2 separate regions of the Homo sapiens genome follow, and region 2 is linked to region 1. Evidence: chromatin loops called from intact Hi-C (ENCODE). Cell type or tissue: mammary epithelial cell. All regions are shown on one strand. Each heading gives the region's core, and the rest is flanking DNA. Links, peaks and the distances in the headings are about the cores only.

Region 1 (12,922 bases), core at 3,302-11,301:
TCTATTTTCAAGTAGGGAAAGAGTTTTCACAGGAAAAGAAGAGCATTTGGAGATCAAAGAAAGGGATAAAGGAGACTATCTGAAAATAAGCTTCAGCTCTGTAATTTTGACTAAGGCAGTCCTTGCTTTCAATCCCTAGAAAGTCCTAGTAAATCTCCCACAGTGGGGAGGTCAAGGTAGTTCACCACAATGGCTAATAGTGCCATGTAAAGTGCAGCTATTTGAAAGTTGGTTAATCTCCCTAAACGTCATTTCGTACCTTCATGTAATTCGGGTAAGAATGATGTCTCCTCCAGAGGGACATTGGGGATATTAAATGGAATGTCATATTGAAGCATGCCATAACTAATCAATGACTGTCAGTTGTCATTATTAACAAATGCATCCAATTGCTAAATTTTAATCTCTAAATGTTTGAGAAATTGATTTGGAAAAACATAGGAATACTCAAACATTGCAGCAATTTTTTTTAGCTATGCAATACAGCGCACAAATATGTATAAATCAACATATATCTAGTTAGGTAAACAAGCATATAATATCGGGTAGTTAAAGACGGAAAAGGTCTAGGTCAATGTTCTTAAAATAAATATTTAAAGGAAAATTAACAAATTAAAAAATATGAGAATCATGTTTATGCCCCTATTGTGAAGATGACTCTTCGGTAGCTTAACGGGGCATTGTTTTTTATTACATAAAAATTATTTTAAAATAAGTTCTTATCTGACATGTAAGACATAATTTTTTTCTGGAATTTTATTTTATTTTGACAGATAAAAATTATATATAAAGTATACAATGTGATGTTTTGATATACATATATGTTGTAAAATGATTACTGCAATCAAGCTAATTAACATATTCTCAGCTCACATAGTTACAGCTTGTGTGTGTGGTGAGAATACTTCAGGTCTACTCTCAGTAAACTTTAAATATAGAACACAGTGTTATTAATTATAATCACCATATTGTCCATTAAACCTCCAAAATTTATTCGTCCTGAAACTTTGTACCGTTTGACCAATAGCTCCTCATTTCCTCCACCATCCAAACCCTGGCAACCACCATTCTACCTTCTGTTTTATGAGTTTGACTTTTTTGGATTCCACGTGTGTCAGATCGTGCCATGTTTGTCTTTCTGTGCCTGGCTTATTTCACTTAAGATGATGTCCTCCAGCCTCATCAATGTTGTCACAAATTGCAGGATTTCCTTCTTTTTAAAGACTGAATATTATTTCACTGTGGTGTGTGTGTGTGTGTGTGTGTGTGTGTGTATCACATTTTCTTTATCCATGCATCCATCAACAGATGGGCAAAGGACATGAACAGACAACTTTCAAAAGAAGACATACATGTGGCCACCAAGCATATGAAAAAAATGCTCAATATCACTAACCATTAGAGTAATGCAAATCAAAACCACAGTGAGATACCGTCTCACACCAGTCAGAATGGCTACTATAACAGACAAAAAATAACAGGTGCTGGTGAAGTTGTGGAGAAAAGGAAATGCTTATACACTGCTGGTGAGAGTATAAATTACTTCAACCATTGTGGAAAGCAGTATGGAAATTCCTCAAAGAACTAACTACAGAACTATCATTTGACCCAACAATCACATTACCGGGTATATAGCCAAAGGAATATAAATCATTCTACTATAAAGACATATGTATGCATATGTTTACTGCAGCACTATTCACAACAGCAAAAACATGGAATCAACCTAAATGCCCATCAGTGGTAGACTGGATAAAGAAAATGTGGCACATATACATCATGGAATACTATGCAGCCAAAAAAAACGAGATCAAGTCCTTTGCAGGAACATGGATGGTGCTAGAGGCCATTATCCTTAGCTAACTAACACAGGAACAGAAAGCCAAATACTGCATGTTCTCACTTATAATTAGCAGCCAAAAAATGAGAACATGTGGACAGGAGGAGGAAAACAATGGAAACTGGGGCCTACTGGAGGGAAGAAGGTTGGAGGTGGGAGAGGTTCAGGAAAAAAAAAAAACTGTCAGATACTATGATTTGTACCCATGTGACAAAATAATCTGTATACCAAACCACTGAGTCACAAGTTTACCTATATTACAAACCTGAACATGTACCCCTGCACCTAAAATAAAAGTTACAATATTAAAAAAAAATACCCAGATCCTTAGGTTGTTTCCAAATCTTGGCTGTTGTAGATAACACTACCATGAACGTGGGAGTGCAGATGTCTCTTCAGGATACTGATTTCATTTCCTTTGTGTATATACCTGGAAGCAGGATTGTGCTGGATTTTATGCTAGTTCTATTTTTTTTTTTGAGCAACCTTCATACTGTTTTCCATAATGGCTGCACCAGTTTCCATTCCCACCAACAGTGTACAAGGGTTTGCTTTTCTTCACGCCCTTGCCAACGCTTAATCTTTTGTCTTTTTGATAGTAGCCATTCTAACAGGTGTGAGGTCATATTTCATTGCTGTTTTGATTTGCATTTCTCTGATTAGTGATATCAAGTGCTTTTTCATGTATTTGTTGGCCATTTGTTTTCTTTGAAGAAATGTCTGTTCAAGTCCTTTGCCCATTTCTAAGTAGGGTTATTTGGGGATATTGTTACTGAGTTACTCAGTAAACTCAACTGAATTAAGTTTCTTATATATACGGATATTAACTCCTTACCAGATTTATGGTTTGCTAATATTTTATCCCATTTCTTAGGTTGTCTCTTTACTCTGTTGACTATTTCCTTTGCTTTGCAGAAGGTTTTAGTCTGATGCAATCCCATTTAACTATTTTTACTTTTGTTGCCTATGTTTTTTAGGTCATATCAAAAAATCATTGCCTAACCAATGTCAAGGTTTTTTTTTATGTTGTCTTCTAGTAGTTTTACAGTTTCATGTCTTACATTTAAATCTTGAATTCACTTTTAGTTGACCTTGTATGTGGAGTGAGGTAAGGGTCTACTTTCCTTCTTCTGCATATAAATATCCAGTTTTTCTAGTGCCATTTATTGAAGAAACTGTCCTTTCCCCATTATGTAATTTGGGCACCCTTGTTGAAGACCAACTGTCCATATATGTATGGGTTTATTTCTGGGTTCTCTACTATGTTTCATTGGTCTATATGTCTGTTTTTATGCAAGTATCTTACTGCTCTCATTACTGTTTTATAGTTCTCAGTGTGTCCAGATTTTTCACCTCCTTGATTAAATGTCTTCTTAGGTATTTTATTGATTTTATGCTATTGTAAATGGGATTGTTTTCTTAATTTCTTTTTCATATAGTTCATTGTTAGTGTACAGAAACACAACTGACTTTTGTATGTTGACTTTGTATCCTGCTACTTTACTGAATTTGTTTATCAGATTTTTTGTGGAGTCGTTAGGGCTTTCTATATAAAAGATCAGATCATCTGTGAACAGAGACTATTTGACTTCTCCCTTTTGTGATCTGAATCCCTTTTATTCCTTTTTCTTGCCTAATTGCTCTGGCTAGGACCTCCTGTACTATGTTGAATTTCTGATCTTAGAGGAAAAGCTTTCATTTCTTCGCTGTTTATGATGTTAGCTATGGGCTTGTCATATATGCCTTTAGTATATTGAGGAACATTTCTTTGATACCTATCTCGTTGAGAATTCTTATGAAAGGAGTTAATTTTGTCAAATGTTCTTTCTGCATCTATGGAGATGATCAGATAATATTTATCCCTCATCCTGTTAATGTGGTATGTCACATTTATTGATTTGCATATGTTGAATTATTCTTGCATCACAGGGAGAAATCTCACTTGATCCTGATGTATGATCCTTTTAATATGCTATGAATTTGGTTTGCTGGTATTTTGTTGTGGGAAAATATAATGTTATATGCATAGTTGCCTCCAACCTAAGCCAGTGCCTGATAAATGAAAGGCTTTGCACTCTTAATTGAACAAATTCCTTGGTTCCAGTACTTTACTGTTCATTGAAAGCCAGGAAGTACTGGGACAAAGAAATTATTAGAGTTGATAATAAAAGAGTAAACAGCATACTCATTATTAGCAGCGTACTTTCTCATTTTCCCTCCCTGATAGGACTTTAACTCTCTTCTATATATTTCAGCCCTAATGTACTTATCATATAGTCTTTAGGAACAAGAGAAAAGACCAAGTAGAATATGTACAAAACTAAAATAAATACAGAGACATTTCTTTTTGTTTTATTAGGAAAAGTTAGGAGGATGAGAAACAGTGAAATCTAAGATATTGTTCCTACAATATTTTGCTATGTGTATGGTATGGATGAATAAAGTGAAATATCCTTTATAATTATCTAAAAAGTATGTGAAAGTGAATAGATGATGCTGAAACTAAAAAATTTTATTCTAGATCAGTGCTTCTCAAACATTAATGTGCATACGAATCACCTGAGGAGTTTTCCAAGCACATTTCGATTCAGCAGGTCTGGGCTGGAGACTGAGATTCCACAATCACAAAGAGCTCCCAGGGAGTACTGATACTGCTGGTCTGCATATCACACTTGGAGTAGAAAGGTTCTAGATTACATAGACCGTCATCTTCATGCACCAGACTTATTTCCTAGTCTGGGTTCCTCTGGAAATATTTCCAGTGCACCAATCAGTTTGATGGAGTTGGATAAAGAGGGAGACTCAAGATTTACTTCACTTGAAAAGAATATTTATTTTCCATTTAAGGCTAATGGACTAATGGACTAAATATTACACATCTCAGCCCTTGGGATATCTGTGATAATATTTTTCTTTTCCTACCAATGTGCTTTTACTCTATACTTCTGCTCTGCTGGGTGGCCAATGGGACCTTGTCTGTTTACCAAGCCTAGTTCTCAGGTCTACTTTCCTTCGATATCTTTTCTTTCTTCCAACCTTCCAATCCAAACTGAGGTGGTGGTATTCCCCACCACCAAGAAAGGCATAGTTTCCATTTTTTCTCTACCAGTTCTAGTACATGCAATTAAATTTTCTGAGCCCAAAATTTCTCATCTCTGAAATAAGGAGCATGAAACTCTGTGCGTGGGTGCATATGAAGCTAATGAAATGGCACATAAAGTGTCTAACACAAAGAAGGAACCAAATAAATATCAGATTCTATCCCTATCCCACTTTTATTTTGTCCCATTCCAATGTGGCTTTGCATAATTGGAAATCATTATGTATAGACATCAGGTAAAATCTAGCACCAGCTTATATAGTACTCTAAGACCATCAGGTTTTTTTTTTTTTTACCTCGTCTTCAGTTTTAATTTAAAGCAATTAAAATTAATATATTCAGATTTCAACAAAGTGTAAGCATCCCTCTGCTGAACCACTGTATCATTACAGTGTGCGTTAAGAATGCCAATAGGCATGGAACAGATGCCAGATAACCAAGATGGTACTTTTACTGGGTCTGGCATTAAACAAAGAAATGTGTTCATAAGTCATCTTTCTTGGATCTCAACCAAAAATTGTTATTTTGGATTTTGTCATCTTTCCATTTAAATTTCTACTTAATCCTTCATTAGAGTATGTGTTAACAATCTTAATTTGTGTGATTGCCTTCATGAAAAGTTGGATATATAAAATAAATGTCACTTTTAAGGCATCTAAGGAATTGTTTTCTATCTTAGTCACCAAGTATGTCAGACACATTGCTTACAATGTCTTCTATTTCAATCTGTGGTTTGTTTCTGCCATCCAAAAATGAGTAAACTTTAGTTTCACCCAGCCGTGTTTCTGAATATGAACATTCAAATGTGGACCATGTGTGATGGAAAATCCTGCCATGGCTGAGAATATGGATAAACTTGAGGGGGACTGTTTGATGGAAAGTCATTATATAATGTATATTTTCTTTCATTCATTTAACAAACATTTATTCTAGGCCAATGGTGAGCAAAATATTCCCTCAACAAAGTACCCATGCACACACACATGAAGAAACTACACATTTATTTGGAATGTCTAGTAGAGTTCCCCCCTTTCTTGGCTATTTTACACCAGTTCCCATATAACTGGTTTATATAATAATAGTTATTTATGATAAAAATTTGACTAATTCTAACTGACAAGAAGATAGATATGTTTGTTTTGGAAACTATTTCTATTTGGTAATAGATTCCAAATGTATTGAATGGTCTCTAAAAGATGTAGGAACACAGGACATACTGCTCATGATGTACAACAAAAACAATAGTTTCAAAATTTTATGACATATTGCAGTTTATCAAGTGGTTTTATAACCATTATCTTGTTTAATTCTCACAACATCCTTATGAGTAGTGTGTGTGTGTGACCATGAGAATATATGAGTGTGAGTGTGTGTGTGTGTGTGTGTGTGTCCGTGTAGGAGAGGAAATGATTAACCCATTTCATAGATGAGGTGTAACCCATTTCATAGATGAGGTGTAACTAACAATGTAGCTTCAATTATACTGGCAGGTCACAGAAAAGAGATTTGCAACCAGCCTTATGCCTCTCCTCCCACCTCTCTCTACTGACCCACATCTTTTTATGAAGTAGGGATTGCAGCCATCCCACAGCTCATCAATGCTGTCATGTCTATGCACGAAGGCACTCTTAGATAGAAGAGAAAACAGAGGGGGGCCTGGGATCCAGTCCCCAGCGCAGGCACTGAGTGTGCCCCTGGCCCCATCAGTTTAATTCTGAGCGCTCAGGACAGTATGAGGAGCAGCCTGTCGTTTTCGGAGACACCAGCTGAGGGAGCCTGTGGACACAATACCAGTTGAAAAGCTCCCCAGCCCAGGGTGGAACCAAGCAGCCCACGCCTGCTCTTAGGAGCCAAGTTTCCCAAACAATGTCAGAGTTAGCTTGGGGAATCTTCTTAGTACTCTTAAGAGGCCAGAGCTGAGATTTCCACACAATGACATATTAAAGTATTGGATCCAGGGTCCTTTGCATTGGTAGAATGTCAGGAAAATAGCATTAGCTAGATAAACTTCTTTCCCTCAAACCAAATACAGTCGTATTGTTTACTATTATAGGTCTATTAAGGTTGCTGTTTAAATGTTACCAATGTCCTCATATTTTGGTAATTTTGTTCGAGTTGGAAAGAAATGTCTTGAGAAATTTTTATTTAGCCAGAGTGTTTGAGCACTTTAAGATATCTTTAGTATACTACATCGCTTCTCCAGGTCCTCAAGAGACCTAAAAAAAAAAAAAAAAAAAAAAAAAGGCTTTCTAAGCAGTGCCTATCAAGCTACTACTTCCGGCCCCACAAAAAAGAAAAGCTGAGACTCTTCACCCCTTGATTCCAGTATTCCCAAACTCCTGGTAAACCATTAGGAATTAGATATGCCCCAAATTTATGTAGCAACTCCCTTCTTAAGAATATAGAGAACGTTTTTTTTTACACACCTTGTTACACCTCACAATTGAGCCTCAACTTGAGATTCCCTTGCCCAGCAAAGTCCAGAATTCACCACTGTCTACATGCTGGACCCAATTCGTTTTGCTGTCGTTGATCACTAATTTGGGAATTGTGGGAGGGAGAGGAGGAGCGAATCCCTCTCTTTACTTTAGAACTGGTAAAACTGAGATAGCCAGAGATTTCTAGAACTGCCAAGCTAAAACGTAAGCTGAATCATTGTGCAAGTATGGATTAGAACCCAGTACTGGGTTTGAACTGTAAACCCAGTTTCTGATCATATGGCTGCCCAGTGCTCCTGGTGGCAGAGCTGATTGCTTCCTGGGTTCAAATGGGTCATGCTTTCCAGGGCACTCTGGACATCCATGGAACAAGCCTAATTTAAACATTAGAGGTCTTTCAAACCCTTATATACCAAATCATCATCAGTTCAGTCTCTCAATTCTGCATTAATTCTTTTGTGGAATTAAAAAATATTTTCTCCTGAATTTCCTTAAAAAAAAATCGAACGTTCCCTCAGGGCAAGGAGACATAGCTAGGGGTACCATGCGATAAGAGAGTGAGTAAAAAGGAAAAGTCTAGTATCCTAGACAGTCTCTTTGCAGAGCTGCGCTTCTGCTCAGAAGACATTTGTCAATGCCTAGAGACATTTCGGTTGTCACCACTGGGAGAGGGGTGTACTAGAGAGTAGAAGCCAGAGAAGCTGCTAAACATCCCACAGTGCCCTGGACACCCCCCGACGACAAAGAATTCTCCAGCCCAAAATGCCTGCAGTGCTGATGTTGAAGAATGCGGGTGTGTAGATATAAACAACAATCTGCTAAGCTTTCAAATGATAGCAGCTAGAAAGATCTTCAAGAGTCTAGGGATTTGGAAAATTCTGGCATCATGATAGTCAATCCCCAGTGGAGACATTCTTTGAAGACCACATAGGCAATCACTTGACCAAATGCCACCTAAAAATTGAAATATTTTTCACGTTTTGCTTGGTTTGCTAGAACACACCAATATACTTTCACCCTTGAAGAAAGGGAACTGTTTATGTCATTCAGTAGCAGGACTCCTTGGCTAAAGCAGCAGACAGCTCACCAGATTTCACTGGAAAGACTGCCCAAACCAGTCTCTGCCAGGGACTCCAAAGCGCAGGGAGGCTTCAGTGCTAGGGAGAGCGGATGTGAAGGCGGTTATGAAGGACAGCTGTGCCAGCATCTCCCAACTTTTCCGTTTTTTCTCAAACCTCAGCTTGCCTTGTGCATGGCTAAGGTTATCCCTGGCCAGCTGCTTTTTTCCCTATTCTACCTCTCCCCTGCTGTAGCAATTCCCTAACCAGTGCTACTAAGACTAAGGATTTCACCACCTCCTCCCATTTTCCACCATACAGAAATCCACAAAACTGAGTTAAGAGAACTCTCCTGCCATCCCCAATAGCCAAAAAACTGAGTCACCACTTGGCCTAACAGCACTCAGATGATTCATTAAAATACAGTGGAGCGCTCTTCAGGGGGGTGCAGGGGAGATTCAAGTGGGAAGGTAAGGCTGCAAGCAGGAGGGGAAGTGGACAGGAGATGAGACTGCGAGGCGTGTCACAAGAAGGGAGTCTCCTGGTGCCTTTCTCCAGGGCTAAACCCCTTGAGGCAGAAACTCCGTTGAGTCATTCTGAAGTCAAATCTGGTGCTAACTGGCGCTCTTGGATCTGGGTCAGTCTCGATGGGGCCTGGGAATGTCTGCGGAGTGCCCATTCCTCTCAGCAGTTTGTGAGATTGAGAGCCACTGCTCTGCTTTTCTTCTCCCTTGACCCCATTCCCAGTTTCCTACCAGGATCACTGTGAGCCCTGGGAGGATGGATTTGTAAAAAATTCCTGGAGCCAAACACCCTGAGCTATGAAACTGGCCCATTATTGTGAGAATTTTCAAATGTTGAAGAAATGTGGGGTTGGGAAAGAGAGGAGCACCTTAAAGAAGATTTATTCACCTAGTCACCCTCAGATGGTTGTCTGCAGATTTTGAGAGAGAAATGGAAATAGTTTCAGATACTTTTTATTTTTTTTTTGAGACAGAGTCTCACTCTGTCACCCAGGCTGGAGTGCAGTGGCGTGCTCACCTCACTTCATCCTCCGCCTCCTGGGTTCAAGCGATTCTCATGCCTCAGCCTCCTGAGTACCTGGGATTACAGGTGCCTGCAGCCACACCCGGCTAACTTTTGTATTTTTATTTTTAGTAGAGACGAGATTTTGCCATGTTGGCCAGGCTGGTCTCAAACTCCTGACCTCAAGTGATCTGCCCGCCTCAGCCTCCCAAAGTGCTGGGATTACAGGTGTGACCTACCGTGCCTGGCTGAGTGTCAGATACTTTTTAAGCATACTCTGGTTATCATTCTTCTCAGATTACTTCACTAAATTAAAATGTTCTAAATGTACAAAGAGCAAAATGGTTTGTTTAAAAAAATAGCCGTGTTCAATCTCTATCAGAAACAGCTTCAAGTAAAATTATTTTCCTCCAGCCAATTTCTTCTTTCAAGTATTCTCCTCTATGAAATACTCAATTTGCAACTCTAGATGAAATTACTGAGTCAATTTGTGGAAATTTCATCTGTTCCTTGACAGTGAGTTTTTATGTTTGGGTCAAAATGAACTTAAGGCCAGGGGTATCTGTAAAACACTAGGTAATAGGACAACAGTCCCTAAAGTCAAGCGGGCTATTGTCAAGCACAACTGTACTGGTTCGTCAGAGCTGGCTCCCTTAGCAGGGAAAGTTTGTGTCGTTTCTAAAGTGCTTTACCATACTGTAATTTGTCATTCTTGATTGTAATGTATGGTAAATTATGCTTCTAGAAAGTTATCACTCTGATCCACGTCTGATCTAATGAGAACAGCTGCATCCACTGCAGGCCGGGTGCTTGTCAGCTTATTCCCTCAGGGCCAGACAGGTGTGGTCTAAGCTCCAATTTAGGTAGGAGACCTTCAGGGAAAGTCCAGGTGCTTCAAGAAGCTCCAAGATGAGATCAGAAATTGGCCCCAATCCCTCTGAGTCAGAATTCTGAGTCATCTTTTTTTAAGGCCATTTTTTGTCCGTTTCCTCCTGCGACTATCAGTGCCTATACTTTAAAGTGTTCTATAACCGTGAAATCTTTCCTGGGATAACCCAGTCCACTGTACCCACTCCCACCAACCCCCACCACCAAAAACTATAGATCTACTGCTGAGTCAATTTCTTCACATTTGAAAGCTCAAGAAGGGGGAGAACAAGTTGAAATTTCTATTCAGAGCTGACACTCCATATTAAAGATAGGAAAGAAAAGTTTGGGGAGTTGCTAAGCATGAGAGGCATTGTTGATAAATTATCTTGAGATCCAGATATTAGTTGAGCCTCACTCGCAACTGAAAGAATCAAGCCTAATGGACTTTTCTGCCCAGTGCCAGACTGGAAAGATTTAAACTCTTGAAGGTCTCTAAGGATTCCCAACTGCTTTTCCTCTCATGATCCTCTCTGCTCCTGTTCTGTATACCTGCGTGCTGCCTCATTTGGCCCCATGTCCACCTAAGTGTAAAACCCAGCTCTTCACCAGTTTTTACAAGGATGTCCATTTGCACCAAATGTCACATGGTGGAAGAATTTACTGAAGCCTCCAGGATTGGCACACTTAAAAGTTCTTTTCTCAGGTTGACTAGAAGTCTTAACCACTCAGGCTGGGCTCAGTGGCTCACGCCTGTAATCCCAGTACTTTGGGAGGCCAAGGCGGGGGGATCACCTGAGGTCAGGAGTTTGAGACCAGCCTGGCCAACATGGCGAAACCCCGTCTCTACTAAGCATACAAAGAAAAATTAGCTTGCCGTGGTGGCAGTCGCCTATAATCCCAGCTACTCAGGAGGCTGAGGCAGGAGAATCACTTGAACCCAGGAAATGGAGGTTGCAGTTAGCCAAGATTGCGCCATTGCACTCCAGCCTGGGCAACAAGAGCAAAACTCCGTCTCAAAAAACAGTCTTAACAACTACACAAAAGTCTCAATATCCGCTTATCCCCAGTGCATATCTAAGTATTTTTTCCAACAAATAGCATTATTCCTCAGAAAAATTCTGAGACCAGTTAGAACCACCCTGTTAAAATATCATCAGAAATTCACAAGGAAAATGTTGGCTTTCTGTATAATAATGGCACAACAAGAATTCACTTCTACTTGTATCATCTATTAAATAATGAAATATTTAGTGGCTTTTAAGTAGCAGGGCATATGGTTTTGAATTTTGTTTTTCCAGTTGGAGTAAGAAACAATTCTTCATGATTATCCTAAAGAACCAGGAAGAAAATGAGCAAGGGACTGGCTGGGCTTCTAGGAGATGTCCGTGGCACACAGTAGGATCTTGGTAATAACTGACCTACTCTATAACTAAGCAAACCTGCTCTTCAGCACAGGGTAGAACACCATGGAGTGAAGAATGGGATAAAATAGGTGAAGAAGAGTATGCCGTCTTTACTCAGAAGGGGACCTAGAAAGTTTTTTTTTTTTTTTTTTTTTTTTTTTTTTTTGAGAGGGAGTTTCACTCTTGTTGCCCAGGCTAGAGTGCAATGGTGCGATCTCGGCTCACTGCAACCTCCTCCCCCCAGGTTCAAGCAATTCTCCTGCCTCATCCTCCTGAGTAGCTGGGATTACGGGCCTGTGCCACCATACCCAGCTAATTTTGCACTTTTAGTAGAGACAGAGTTTCGCCATGTTGGCCAAGCTGGTCTTGAACTCCTGACCTCAGGTGATCCACCTGCCTCAGCCTCCCAAAGTGCTGGGATTACAGGCGTGAGCCACCACACCTGGCTGAAAGTATGTATTTTCTATCATATCATTCTGTAAGACCCTCTTAGCTTCTCTCCAAAAGATTTACTGGAACGGTTCCTCCCACTCAATGGTGTTAGAGAGATGTCAGTAATACTATGAGTCTGCCTGCTGAGGTGCACAACATAGGACTCTATAGTCAGGCGATGGGTTCAAATCCCAGTGGGCCAGATACCATTTAGCTCTAAGTGGGTCCTTATCCTCCCTGAGTCTGTATTTCCTGTATTTCCCAGTTTACGAAGAGGAGATCATAATACATCCCTATGAAACTGATGTGGGCATTAAAGACGTAAGTGCATAGTATAACTCACACTTAGTAAAAAGTAGTCACAATTTTACTACCATAGATGCTTTCTCATCACCGGTAAAAACGACCTTTCATGAAAGTCTCACCTCCAACCCTGCGTATAATCTCAGAAACTCACTCAATAACATCAACTCAAAGTTTATGTATGACTATTCTATTTCTATATAATATTGATGTATCTTTTTAAACTGTACTTTGAGAAATTCCAAAATATGTTATGATTTTTAGTGTAAAATTCCTGGCCTGAGATGTCATTATATCTTCTTTCCTAAAAGAATAATTTAATTACATTTCCTTTTATGTTAATGACTGAATTTATTATTATTAATTTGGCCCCCAGGAAATGTTCAATGTTATCTGTGGAGAATGAAAAGGAAATAAAAGACGAGGCTTTGGAGCAATAAAAATATTATCCT
Region 2 (12,922 bases), core at 3,180-11,179, 71 kb after region 1:
CACACCACTGCACTCCAGCCTAGGCGACGAGAGTGAGACTCCATCTGAAAGAAAAGAAAAGAAAAAAAAGAAAAAGAAAAGAGAAAGATTTATATTTGCTTGCAGTGAAAATAAATGCAGAATTTTCCACAGTGAAAAGTTAAAGTTTTTCTCTAACTTCTTCCCTCAGCCTCTGTCCCTCCTCTCAAGATAAGTTACAACCCTCCAAAAATATATTGTTCAGTGAAACCACGATGGTATAGAATAGAAGTCTACAGTTAGTCTACGATGTGTTGTTGACAGCTGCGTCTAACATTCTTTTTAAAGATTGCATAGTATTTCATTATGCAGGATACCATAATGGCCGTTTCCTTTTTGATGGACATTTAGGCCAAGTTTTCCTTTGTGAAAAGTGCTGAAATGAACATTCTTGTCTTTCCTGTGTCTTTGTGTCCTTTTGTGAGTAAATTAAGCACAACTTCTTAGAAATGAAACTGCTGGGTCAATTGTATATGTATCCTAAATTTTGTCAAATTCTTTTTTTAACAGCTTACACCAAATTATATTCCCACATTGGTTATAGCAATTTTCAATATTATGAGTTTTGGCTTGTATTTTAAATATCTTCATTTTCCTTTTAGATGTTCACATAGCTCCCAACTGGAAAACTGTACCCATACCCTGCCACCATCTCCACCAAGAACCCTCTTGCCCTATGCATATCATATGTGTATAACAGTATTACCAAGTATAATAGTACTTTCTGAATATCCCTTTCTTTCCTCCTTTATGTAAAATATGTACAATCTGATGATATTATTTGCTAAATACATAAATGTATTTACAGATGGCTTTCTAAAGACTAAGTGATATAATCCAAACTTTAGAAAATCAGATTTTGCTCACAAGGGGTTTGGAAAGTGCCTTTTCAGGATCGTAATTAAACTTAGCTAATTGTAATTCCAAGATTGATGCAAGAAGGCAAAAGGTTCAAGAATGAAGTCAATTTTTCCTGAGGTTAGGACTAAATCTGTAAATTCTGGTTATATGAATCGCTAAAGAATTATTGCGCAGGGATCAATAAATCACTTCTAAAGCAGTGTTAGAAGGCTGTTCCACCTCCTCAGTATACTAGTTATTAGGCTCAAGAGTGTTGGGCAAACTGGTTCTTTTAGCTTTTAACATTGCAGTAAATGGCTTGGCAACAGATTTAACATTTTCTTTGTAACATCCAAGGTTAGCTCTTTTTTTTTCCTTAAGATCTGGAATGTTCCCAACACAAAGAAATGATAAATGTTTGAGGTGAGGGACATTCCAGTCACTCTAACTGGATCACTACCTGTCACAAACATGCATCAAAGTAACACTTACACCCTAGAAGTGTGAACAGTCACCATGTATCAATTAAACAAACAAAAAAGCCCAGCCCGACCTTGGACCAATTAAAACAGAATCTCTGAAGATGGAACTCTTTTTTTTTCCCCCCCGCAAGGTTAGCTCTTTAGTCACTGGCCAGAAAACCTCTAATCCCAGCAGAATTTTAGAGCTATTAAGTACTTTAGTTCTTAGCCACTTAGAAATCACAATGACATAATGATGCTTTACAAGAAGAAGAGGTAGGGGAGGAGGGAAGAATTTCTACTCCTCCTCCTCAGTGACATGAGAGTAAAGAAGAAAAATGAGAGGTTATAACCATGAATATCTGCATGTTATGTTTACTTGAACAAAAATGCAAATTTTATCTCTTATTGAAAAGAATTGTTTTTGAACAAAAGTGAATAGCTAAAAATAGTGATTCTGTACAACCAACTGAGGGACTGGTTTTCCTTTAGTTTTTTTGTATTTGTTTGTTTGCTTTGTTTTTGTTTTGGCTTCTCAACACTGAGCATAGCTGGTGGGGCAGAGGCAGATTCAACACTCCACACCCTCTCAGGAGGGTAGGCTCTGAGGGTTAAAATGTTGAGGGGCAGATGTCGCTTGTGAAGCGTCACATACCGCGTGACCATGGCAGAGAGTTCCTTGAGCAGTGAAAAGCACTTTCCTTTCCCAACAGATAGTCTTATGTGTGCACCAATCCCAAGCAGAAATCATGATTTTCTTTACTCTATAGGTGATAAGCATGAGATTCTTCCCCAAGAAGAATGCTGAAAAATCAGAAAGGATATAAAAATGGAGGAAGGGGTGGGATATTCAGGAAACTACCAAAATATGTACATGTGAAAATAAATTTCATGAAACTGATTCTTTGGTTAAATAGCGTTTTAAAAATCTCTTCAAAGCTCTCAAATGGGCCTTTGAAAAATTAAATTACACCACATTGGATCTGAATTTAGCATGTAATTTTCTAACACATTTTTATTTTTTTATTTTTTATATGTTTTTAATTATACTTTAAGTTCTAGGGTACATGTGCACAACGTGCAGGTTAACACAAACATTTTAAAGTTAGAGGTTCTACGTCAATGAAATAAGGCTAAAACATGAACCTTGGGAAGAAACATTGGAAACTTTAGTACAAAGGAAGTTACGAATGAATATGATTAAGTTTAGAAAGCTTTCCTAGGAGAGGAAATGTGAGATGTTGATTCAGGTTTTCGTTCAAAGAATGAAAGCATTATTTAAAATATATTTTGTGATGCAAACAGGGAAACATCATAGTATTTTTGTGTGTGTGTGCTGAATCTAAGCTCCATTTTACAGCTAGTGTGTCCCCAATAAACCATCCTAATTAGAAAGCCCCTGGAAATCTCCAGCATTATCTTAATTAAATTAGCCTAATCTAATAAATGCATCATAATTAAGAGGACTGTGCCATTCTTTAGTGTTCAGCACACCAGGCATTAGATGATTTGTCCCACTTTCAGCCGTCAGTTGTCATGCTTGCTAAAAGAAAAGAAAAATGATAGCACCAGTCATCGTAGTCCCTCAAGGAATCATCCATCTAGTTCTTGAATTTTCTTTACAACACCTCTGTCAATTATTTCTTCCTCTTCAGAGCATCTAGTGACAGGGAACTCACTAAGCCATTTTGATCTATTTCATCTTTGAACATATGGAATAATTTTAGCCATAAGAAACCTCAGGGAATTTTTTTTAATTCCTTCAACATAGACCTAACATAGTACCCAGACAACTATTTTTACGTCCAATTTCAAACAACCTGGAAAAACAGCGGATCAGTGGAACACTAAAGGCTATAGGGAGACTATGATCATTCTTGCCCAAAGGAATTGCAAAAAGGCAGGTGTGTAAATAGTATTTACATATAGGATGGACCTCTCCACCTTTTTCTAGTACAGATTAATTTTTAATTTTCCCAACATCTATAAATTGCCAGAATGGTAAGGTAGTGGGGAAACACTTTCTCACAATGTACACAGACTTGAAAGCTGTTGACCTGTCCTCCTTATGACAGACAGTTCTTGGCAACCCCAAGGAGAGATATGGCTGAGGCAGAAATCACATTATCTAGCTCTTCGGCTATACACATATTGGGCTCTGATAATTAGAACATTGATCCACAAGACAACCTTTGAGTATGCTGTTCTTTTCCTTCACAGCAAACACGTATAGTCATTATCGTTTGCTTGTTTGTTTGTTTGTTTCTTTCTTTCTTTCTTTTTTGAGACAGAGTCTCATCTGGAGACTCCCAGGCTGGAGTGCAGCTCACTGCAACCTCTGCCTCCCGGGTTCACGCCATTCTCCTGCCTCAGCCTTCTGAGTAGCTGGGACTACAGGCACCCGCCACCATGCCCAGCTAATTTTTCGTATTTTTAGTAGAGACAGGGTTTCACCATGTTAGCCAGGATGGTCTCGATCTCCTGACCTCATGATCCGCCCACCTCGACCTCCCAAAGTGCTGAGATTACAGGCATGAGATCAGTTATTTTTTTTTTAAGACACAGAGTCTCACTGTGTTGCCCAGGCTGGCTTCAAACTCCTGGGCTCAAGCAATCCTTCAACCTCAGCCTTCTAAGTAGCTGGGACTACACATGGCTCATCAGTGATAATTTTAAACACAAAAATACACATTTTTATTTGCTTATGCAAACAAAGGAACGATTATAATTTCCTGCAACTAGTAAATATCATATGCTAAATCCTTTTTTTCTAATTCCACCTCTTCCCCACCACACCATGTAATAGCTTTAGAGTTGTTTTTTTTGGGGAGGAGGGAAGGGGTGTTATGTGTATTTTTTTGTCTTTTGCCAAGTCTCTAAGTGCCTCTGAAGCCAATTTTTAAAAGTTGTGCATTGTGAGATCACAGTTGCTTTAGGGCATACAGGATATAAGCACAAAATGATGGACTGTAGCCAGGTAGTGAGGCTCTAATTGTGTCAGAAAGAAGAACATTTTCATCATGACATAACGAAAACTGTATTTTTCAAAGAAAAAGATCTAAATCTGTATCAAGTGATAACATTAGTTTTCCTACTTTTAAAAACAAAATCTAGTCTATTATTAATAGAATGAAATGTCAGCCTTAGGCAATTTGCTGTGAAAAACCAACTGAAATGAAACATGGCATTTTATTCGTTATTCAAATGGCCAAATAAAACAAGGTGTAATTAGTCCTGACTTCCTGTTCTTGCTCACACACCTGAGGCCCCTCCCCGCTCTGCTGCAGCTCTGCATAACCAGGCTCTCAGGGGAAGCAGTGGAGGCAGCCTTCTTGGACAACAGCTCACTTGTCTACACAGTCAAAAGTATGTATTTGATCAAAATGGTTGGGAGGAGGACAGGTGTTACTTAGAGAATTACCTGTGTAACTAGAACAAGAAAAGGAGGCAGCATTTGCAGAATGTTTGCAAATCTTTCAGGAACTTGATTCAAGGAGTGTGTCAGATGTTAAATCCAGGCATATATGTATATGGCTACTTGTGTGTGTGTGTGTGTGTGTAATAGTGTAATTTCACTTTTTTAAAAAATGAAGACATTCACAATTTTAGCCAGAATAGTTGGTGCAAGGTCCATAAGTGCTACCTGCTAAGAATATAATTCCTTCTACCTCTAATGTTTCATTATCAAATTAAAAGAGTTCTCTCCTCAGTGGATACTTCATTTATCATAGCTCTCCTTGGAAAGCTGACCTCTAAACATGAACTTCTAGAAGGAACACAGAATAAGAACAAGGGAAAAGCATTCGGGAAGGAGGGTGGCTTTGAAAGGAGTTAGCTGGGAAAACCCTTGAAAAAGAAAGTGAATCCATTTCTGTACATACAATTATTGACTGACGGGGCAGTTTACAGTTTTAAGTTCGTGTGCACTCATGCCCTGTTTGAGATGCCTGTTTTGTGGTTCCTCAGAGACCACACTAGCCACATTTGAACACCATTAGATTAGACTAGAGCCAGGACTCTGCAAAGGGAGGCTCTTCCTCAGCCTCTGACAGAATCACCACCAAATCTGGCTGTCCTCCTTGCCCTGAGCAATTGAACTTGGCTCTGTGGAGGGAGCCTCAACCAACTGAAGCATCATTTGGAGAACAGATGAAAAATAAAGAAGCGAAGCCTTTTGAATTCTAAAGTTTTAGCTTTTTCCAAAAGTAAGGCATTTTCCTCTCATTCTCAATCTCTTCTTCCATTCAGTTTTCTCCTCCCATATTCTTAGTCGTGATTACATAGATTAAGGCAAGGAACTGGGGGTTTCACTAATGAACTCGGGGAAATTTTGAGGGACATCTCCTGTCCTTTGACTTTGGGGAAAGTTCTTCCATTGCTAAGGAAAAAAGTTGTATTGGATGTAATTGTTTGTTAAATGCAAAGAACTAACTGCTGGGCATTCTAGGAGTCCGTACATGAACTGTTTTACGTGGGTTTCTGCAATTCCATAGAGTCGAAGACACCAATAGGAGCTGTGGCCCCTTTGCCTAGTTTGACTTTAGTCCTTTGGAGTTTCATAATTCTGAGGGGATCATTGTATTTCAGTGGACAGGTTCCAAATGCACAGAAGACTGACAGCATTGTCTGATAAAGCATCTCCCATTTTATCCCATTTGGAATGTAATCCAAGTTACAACAATAGCTAATAATTACCTGCTGTAATTGTAGCAACAGAATAGCTGAATGTGCACCTCTAGCTGATTTATGTATGCAATTTCTCATTCTCAGCTCTCTATAATCCATTCTCCACCCCCCCACCCCCCACCCCCAACGCTTTGGAGCCTTGAAAGCATTCAATACAAATTTTCACAATGTAGGTAACTTTGAAGTGTGGCTTGTCAGGTCATGCTGACTTATTTTTGTACTTGCATAGGGAATTGGTGAGGATGAATCTATTTTTTTAGCTAACAAGTGTAACTTGAGAATTTGTGAATGAGTGACAGATGGGGTGGGAACCTTTTTTTCCTTCACGTATTGTGAAATGTACTCCTGTCTACTCATGGGAATGAGTCACATTTGCAAAAAGCCATAATATTCATTAGTGCCAAAACGACATTTTTTAGTTGCTCTTGCAATGAGCTGTAAGTAGGACAACTGCCCATCCTAGTTTACCCGAAACAGTTATTATTTATTCCTATAATTATCAATGGTTACCTATTTATTTCATCCTCAGAAATGTCCCGGCTTGGGCAATATATGTTTACCCTGCATATCCAGATTGTGGGGGGAAATCCAGTATTTTCATGTGCCATGCCCAAATGGCAGCTTATTTAAAAAAACAGAAAATTCTTGGAATTAACGGTCAAGGATACGTGAGAGATTAGAAATCAACATTTCACATTAATTCCTGTGTAAGAAAATTATACGTAAACATAGACTGTTAAAACAGGCATAGCAAATATGTTTCAACTCAGGGGCCAACACTAATTGGTTGGTAGTGGCTGCCCCTAGCATCACTGGAGAAGGACTCTGAAACCGAGTTGGGGATCAATGGGATATAGGGCTTGCCGTATTACTGATGTCTGCCATAAGCTCTGGAAAAGCTAGTTGTAAAATGTATGCTAGGTATTAAATGTCACCACCATAGAGCCAGATGAGGTTTTAGTGATAATCCAACCCAGTGTTTTCAAAATGTGTTCCCAGAACACTGATCCTTCAACATGATTCACAGAACACATGTTCCATGGTCCAGTAAGATTGAGAATGATGCCTGCCATATTTCTCTCTCAGAAATTCAGTGTATATTGGCACAGAGCTCTAAAAAGTTCTGTTTAACTTTCTGACAGATGTTTAACTTTGTTTAACCCAGTGCTTGGTAAACCTATTTGGCCACAGAAACCTTTTCAATGTTATCTGTCAACTTGCTACAGAACTAGTTTCTTGGTACACATTTGAGGAAACTCTAGTCTTAGCCCATTCCTTGCATTTCACGAATAAGGAAACTATAACCCCAAATGAGAGACTGACTGGACCACAGTCAACTTAGTTGATCTATGGACCAGGCAAAACTGGAACTCAGTGATATAAGAGTTAAGAAGAAATTATTTAGGCAGATAGTGAGGGTATAGGAGTCCTTGGTAAGGTTTTCCTTTTAATGAAAAGCAGCCCCAAAATTATACTAACGAGCAGCCTGTAAAATTGAGCTGCAGACACAGACAAGCAAGCGGGAAGCTTGCATGGGTGAATGCCAGCAGTTGTGCCAATAGGAACAGGCACCTGAGACTAGGCATGTTCAAAATGGCAGCTCCACCTTCCCTTTTCTTTGCCAGCCACATGTACAGTAAGGAGCAGATGACATGGGCTAGCCAAGTGGAAAGCCCATTTGCATAATAAGATTAGGGTGGGGTGGCCAGCCTTCCCAAAACGTCACACCTGGTCCAACCAATCTGTGGGCCCTACGTAAATCGGACACCACCACCTCAAACCTGCCTATAAAATCCAGTGCACTCCCATTCGGGAGCCCCTCTGTCTCAAAAAAAGAGAGAGAGCTGTTCTCCTTTATCTTTCTTTCGCCTATTAAACCTTTGCTTCTAAACCCACTCCTTGTGTGTGTCCATGTCCTTCATCTTTTTGGTGCAAAACAACGACGAACCCCAGGTATTTACCCCAGACAATGAGGCTGCTTCATCAGAACTGCTGACTCCAAGTCCTAGGTCCTTTCCACTGCATCAACAATGAGGAAAATATTAGAAGCAATCTAAGATTTTAATAGCTTCTGGCAGCACAGATATTTAGTAGATTTCACTTATCTATTTTTATAGGTTTTGGTTTTTTGTTGGTGGTGGGTTTTTATTTGGTTTTTTTTTTTTTTTTTGTGATGAGATCTTGCTTTGTCACTCAGGCTAGAGTGCAGTGGCACAATCATAGCTCACTGCTGCCTCGAATTCCTGGGCTCAAGTGATCCTCCCACCTCAGCCTCCTGAGTACCTGGGACTACTGACACGTGCCACCATGCCCAGTTAGTTTTCAAATTTTTTTTGTAGAGACAGGGTCTTGTCATCTTGCCCAGACTGGTCTCTAACTCCTGGGCTGAAGTGATCCTTCCACCTTGGCCTCCTAAAGTGCTGGGATTATAGGCGTGAGCCACCATGCCCAGCCTGTATTTGTTTTTAAAAGATGGTAAATAAATATCTGTATATTCCTAGTGTCAGACACTAAGCTACCTCTCATGGTCAAAAAGAAAAAAAAAAGGCAAGATAAAATCATTTTTGTAGTTGAGTTTTATCTGGGCTGGTCCATCCTTCTATTTTATCCTTTTTCCTTAGGAGATAAAGTGGTTATTTGAGGAAAGACTTGCTAGACATGAATCTGGTTTTGGTTCAAATTCTATTTTATTATTTCCTGGGCTTTGAATTTCAAAAAGCCAATCTATTTATTGGTCTCTTTGGGGCCATAAGGTTAAAGTACATCTGTTGTCCACACAAATTTAGCTATTGGCCTTCGAGCTAAGCAGTCATGAAATTATAGCCATAGTAAATTTAGACAACGATTAATTTCACTTCGGTCTGCCTATAAGTCCACATGACAGAATAAACATAGTGTGTCATGTGGTTAATGTGAACACATGTAAAAAATTAAGAAATCTTTGGTGACCAGACAAAAAATACTCCATAAAAATTAATTAGTGTTTCATTGTGGATGTATGAAATGCAATACTTATAGATGGCCTGACTTGGAGCTTAGGCAGCAACAAAACTTATCTTGGGCATCACTTTCAAATTTCGTTTTGGTGGTTCTCCAGTTCGTGGCAGACCACTGCCATTCCTTTGAGGAAAAGGAACACCTGGAAAATATAACCATTGCTGAAGCACTTATCTCTCTGGGGTTTTTTCCTACCCTTTATTTTCATTATTATACCATTACAGAAACTGGTTGCTTCAGTTTTCTTCAAGTATGGACTTCATGAAGCCATGTGGTTGCATGTGCTTTGGGAGGAGGAGGCAGCTGGGGGCTAAATTTGCCATCCTGAAATCACCCGTGACATCCCTTTGAAGATACATTTTGTCAGGAAGCACAAATCAGTGAAGTTGTGAGGAAGAAATGGAGAGACATCTTTCAACATAACCTTGTTTCCCCTTGAGCATAAAGGAATTGATTTAAAGGAGAAAATAAAGACTCAACAGTTTTTAAAGGCTTTTATTTAATAAGCACCTGATTGTTTCCATTAACTGGCTTTTAACATTTACCATTTTGCTTAGCAAAGTTGGAGAACATTAGCCAAGATTCACTGATGAAACTTTATAAGCGTTATAAGTCAGATTTGTTTCATTTTAAAAGCCACATGTTTAAAATACAGTGCACAGAGAATTTTCATGATACGTAGTTGTGGTTCAATAAAATAAAGATAGCCAAAAGAAACTGTCACTCATAAAATCTATATTTCCTGCTAAGTGTTAGTATTAAAATAGATACTGCTAGTCAACTTGTAAGCCAAGCAATGCCATATGTGATTTTTTAACATAAGCTATTTGTAGTCTATACTAGAAAGTGTATCTTAGACTTTGCAGTGATTTGTTGGTTCCTTTCATTAATCATGAATTTATTATCATAAAAATCAACACCCATGACCCTATCTTGGAGAATCGGAGTGTTCTGAGCATTCCCAGATGTGTACTGCAGCTCCAGTATACAGTTCAGAGCCCCACTGCCAGTTGCCAGGATCACAAGAGAAAGATATTAGTAGACCACGTCAGGGAGGTGAATTTTTAAATGTTCTTACACCACCCAAGAATGGAAGTGACTGGTGGTTTTCAAGGACAGCCATTTGGTCTGAAGCAGCTGCAGCCCCTTGATTTTAATTATCCTCCTGACCCTTTGATCCCTAACCAAAAAGGCCCTAGGACTGTGGACAGATGCAGCCACTCTCCTTTAACAACTGGACTCAGACCAAGTCAGCAGTCACATTTAACCTCACCTTGAAATGTAGAAAGTGAACAATTACATATTGAACATTTTCATGTAAAACATCTTCTTGAATTTCAATCCAGCCACATCCTGCTAGTGCGATAATGTGATCCTTGAATTTTTGGCACCATCTAATTTTTAAGCTGGAATGTTTGGAAAATCCTTACGGGGAGGGAGGAATCATTATGCAACAACAACAATACACACACACACACACATATGTATGTGTACGTATACATATTTATAAAAAACAATTTCAAAATCCCAGCACAGAATAGTATAAAGAAATATGCCATCTTACAGAACTATAATGTTACAATCCTTTTTCCTTTTATGTACTATAATCCTTTATGAACAAGGAAAATTCAATACTGGAGAATATTATCTCCTCTCCAACAAATTGACTTCAACTTGAGTATTATATCCAAAGAAACTTAATCTGTAAGTATGAAGCTATACCCAACTTTGAAAGATTTTTGAAGCAGTACAAGTTTCTTTCTTCTTCCTCTTTTTTTTTTTTCCTTTTTTTTGAGACAGAGTCTCGCTCTGTCACCCAGGCTGGAGTGCAGTGGCACGATCTTGACTCACTGCAACCTTCACCTCCCGGGTTCACGCCATTCTCCTGCCTCAGCCTCCTGAGTAGCTGGGACTACAGGCATGCACCACCATGCCCGGCTAATTTTTGTATTTTTAGTAGAGACGGGGTTTCACCATGCTGGCCAGGCTGGTCTTGCTTGAACTCCTGACCTTGTGATCTGCCCGCCTCGGCCTCCCAAAGTGCTGGGATTACAGGCTTGAGCCACCATGCCTGGTGCAATACAGGTTTCTATGTGATGGAAAAATCTAAGCTCATTAGGTAAAATATAGTCATTGTATTTCCTTATGTCTACAATTGGATTTTCTTCTCCGTTAGCCCCTGCTACTAGTCTCATGAACTAAGAAACCTGGCTTAGCTGACATCTATGCTTCCAGTCGATTCCTGCATTGCGGTTGAAGTGAAAAAAGCCCCTTGATGAATGAATGAATAATTGATTGATGAATGAATGAATGAATGAGTATGACTAGATCTTCTAATCCTTTTACATTTTATTTCCAATTAGTACAAGGTAATTTTCATACGCTGTTTATGGTCTTGAAATCTGACAGCCAGTCCCAACTGGTTTATTCTTATATTAGCAACTTAATTCTTTTGAAGGGGCATGTACCATGCCCACTAATTTTGCAAGGTTTGGCTCTCCAGTTTCCCTCAGCTCCTTGTTTGTGTGGCAATTACATAGCTATTTAACAGCTGCACTAGAAATTAAAGAGGAAGAATCAGTAGGCTTTGTTAAAACATGTGTCTATCCATAGATACATGTTTTGATGAAAGATGAAAGCCAAAAGCATTAAGGAAAATGAAATTTTGGAGACTACGTGGTTTTTATTGTTTGTGTTCTTATTTTTAATTGCTATAGATAAATGAGAGTTGCTGTATCTAAAAATATAATGACAACTACTTCACAAGGTACTTGTGAAAATAAAATAAGGTCATATTTGCATATAATATGCATTCAATAAATATTCTCTTTCCCTTAATTTGAATTTTTATAAGTCCTTAAGAATTGTCATTGTTCCCAAATATTGTATGATCTTTCCATCCTAATTATGAGATCATAATTACATATTTTTATGATTTTATGGCAGAAAATAAAAAATGTGATTGAAGTTGAAATTTATCAGAAGTTCAGAATGGGAATGTAGATAATAAGATTTTAATTTTTTGATATGCTACCCAGATACTATTCACTAGATAAAAGGCTTCCAGGTATTCAAAATGGAATGAATAAATGTCCGAGGGGGTTCTCAAGTCAAATTTTACTTGAGTGGATTCTCTCTTAGCCACATTCCACCCACACTCCTCTCTCAATCAAAACCCCTCTCCACTCTTAGCCCATAGCAATTAAACAGGGCTTTCAGGATCTGGAGGAAAGTGAGAATGTATCCCCTAGAAAGAGATCAAATTGAGGATGGCAAATGTGTTTCATTTCAGCCTTCAACTTTAGTTGCTTTGTAGCCTTAAACAGCTGTGCTGAGGATTCTCAGACATTCTGTCTCACTAGCAAAGAACATTCTGATGAGTGAGTGATGTCTGCCACAGGAAGAAGGGGGATAGTGTCCTTGCCTGTGCCATGCATTTACCAAACCTATACTTCATCCTATTTTGTATGTTTCACTGTTTAGCTTGTCACCCTAGTATCTCTTTCCCTAAATGATACCAGCAACAAGAATTTAATGTGAGAGAAATTTCAAGAGGTCAAAATTTAACCAACAGATCTCCTCCCATTTACCTCTTTAGAGAATAGTAAATGTTTTGAGTTCTTTGCCAGGAAGCTGGTGGAATTATGACCTTTGAGAAACTGAACTAAACAAACATGACTGTAGCACACCCATCTCGTCCAATGTGTGGTGCCAAACTTCAAAACTCTAAGATTCTGTTAGTTTAGACAAGAAGGTGATGCATCTTTAATCAGCTACATGAAGAGTGGATGAGGCAGATTTCCTTTTCTCATATATGCACTAACTAGATTATTTTCAGTTTAATTTTATGCTTTTTAAATGCACTTCAGTTTGAGTTGGTGAAAGTCTATAAGCCTCTCTCCATATATATTTTAAAGCAC

The links. Peaks named below come from ENCODE experiments on the same cell type or tissue, not always from the same donor. Only the 100,000 strongest peaks of a DNase experiment are listed, where the experiment ranks them.
Region 2: a loop joins it to region 1, with 4 times the contacts of the local background. A loop is called at or near these places in 4 of 110 quality-filtered maps.

The regions. Positions count from the first base shown.
Region 1 is chr4:168,578,996-168,591,917 of GRCh38, forward strand. All of the region lies in intron 2 of PALLD (palladin, cytoskeletal associated protein), which reads left to right. The region is part of intron 1 of LOC124900807 (a long non-coding RNA gene); the gene reads right to left. Among named protein-coding and RNA genes, the nearest start is that of PALLD-AS1, 63 kb to the right of the region's middle. In mammary epithelial cell, for the core only: a CTCF peak has its summit at 6,713; DNase peaks (open chromatin) are centred at 6,746, 8,516, 8,946, 10,326 and 1 weaker place; H3K4me3 peaks cover 269 bases; H3K27ac peaks cover 5,903 bases.
Region 2 is chr4:168,650,128-168,663,049 of GRCh38, forward strand. The region is part of intron 2 of PALLD (palladin, cytoskeletal associated protein); the gene reads left to right. LOC124900808 (a long non-coding RNA gene) reads right to left here. Exons shown (of 3, transcript XR_007058360.1): 3 at 25-44. Among named protein-coding and RNA genes, the nearest start is that of PALLD-AS1, 8.0 kb to the left of the region's middle. In mammary epithelial cell, for the core only: no CTCF peak of the experiment used is centred there; DNase peaks (open chromatin) are centred at 4,584 and 6,324; H3K4me3 peaks cover 885 bases; H3K27ac peaks cover 2,779 bases.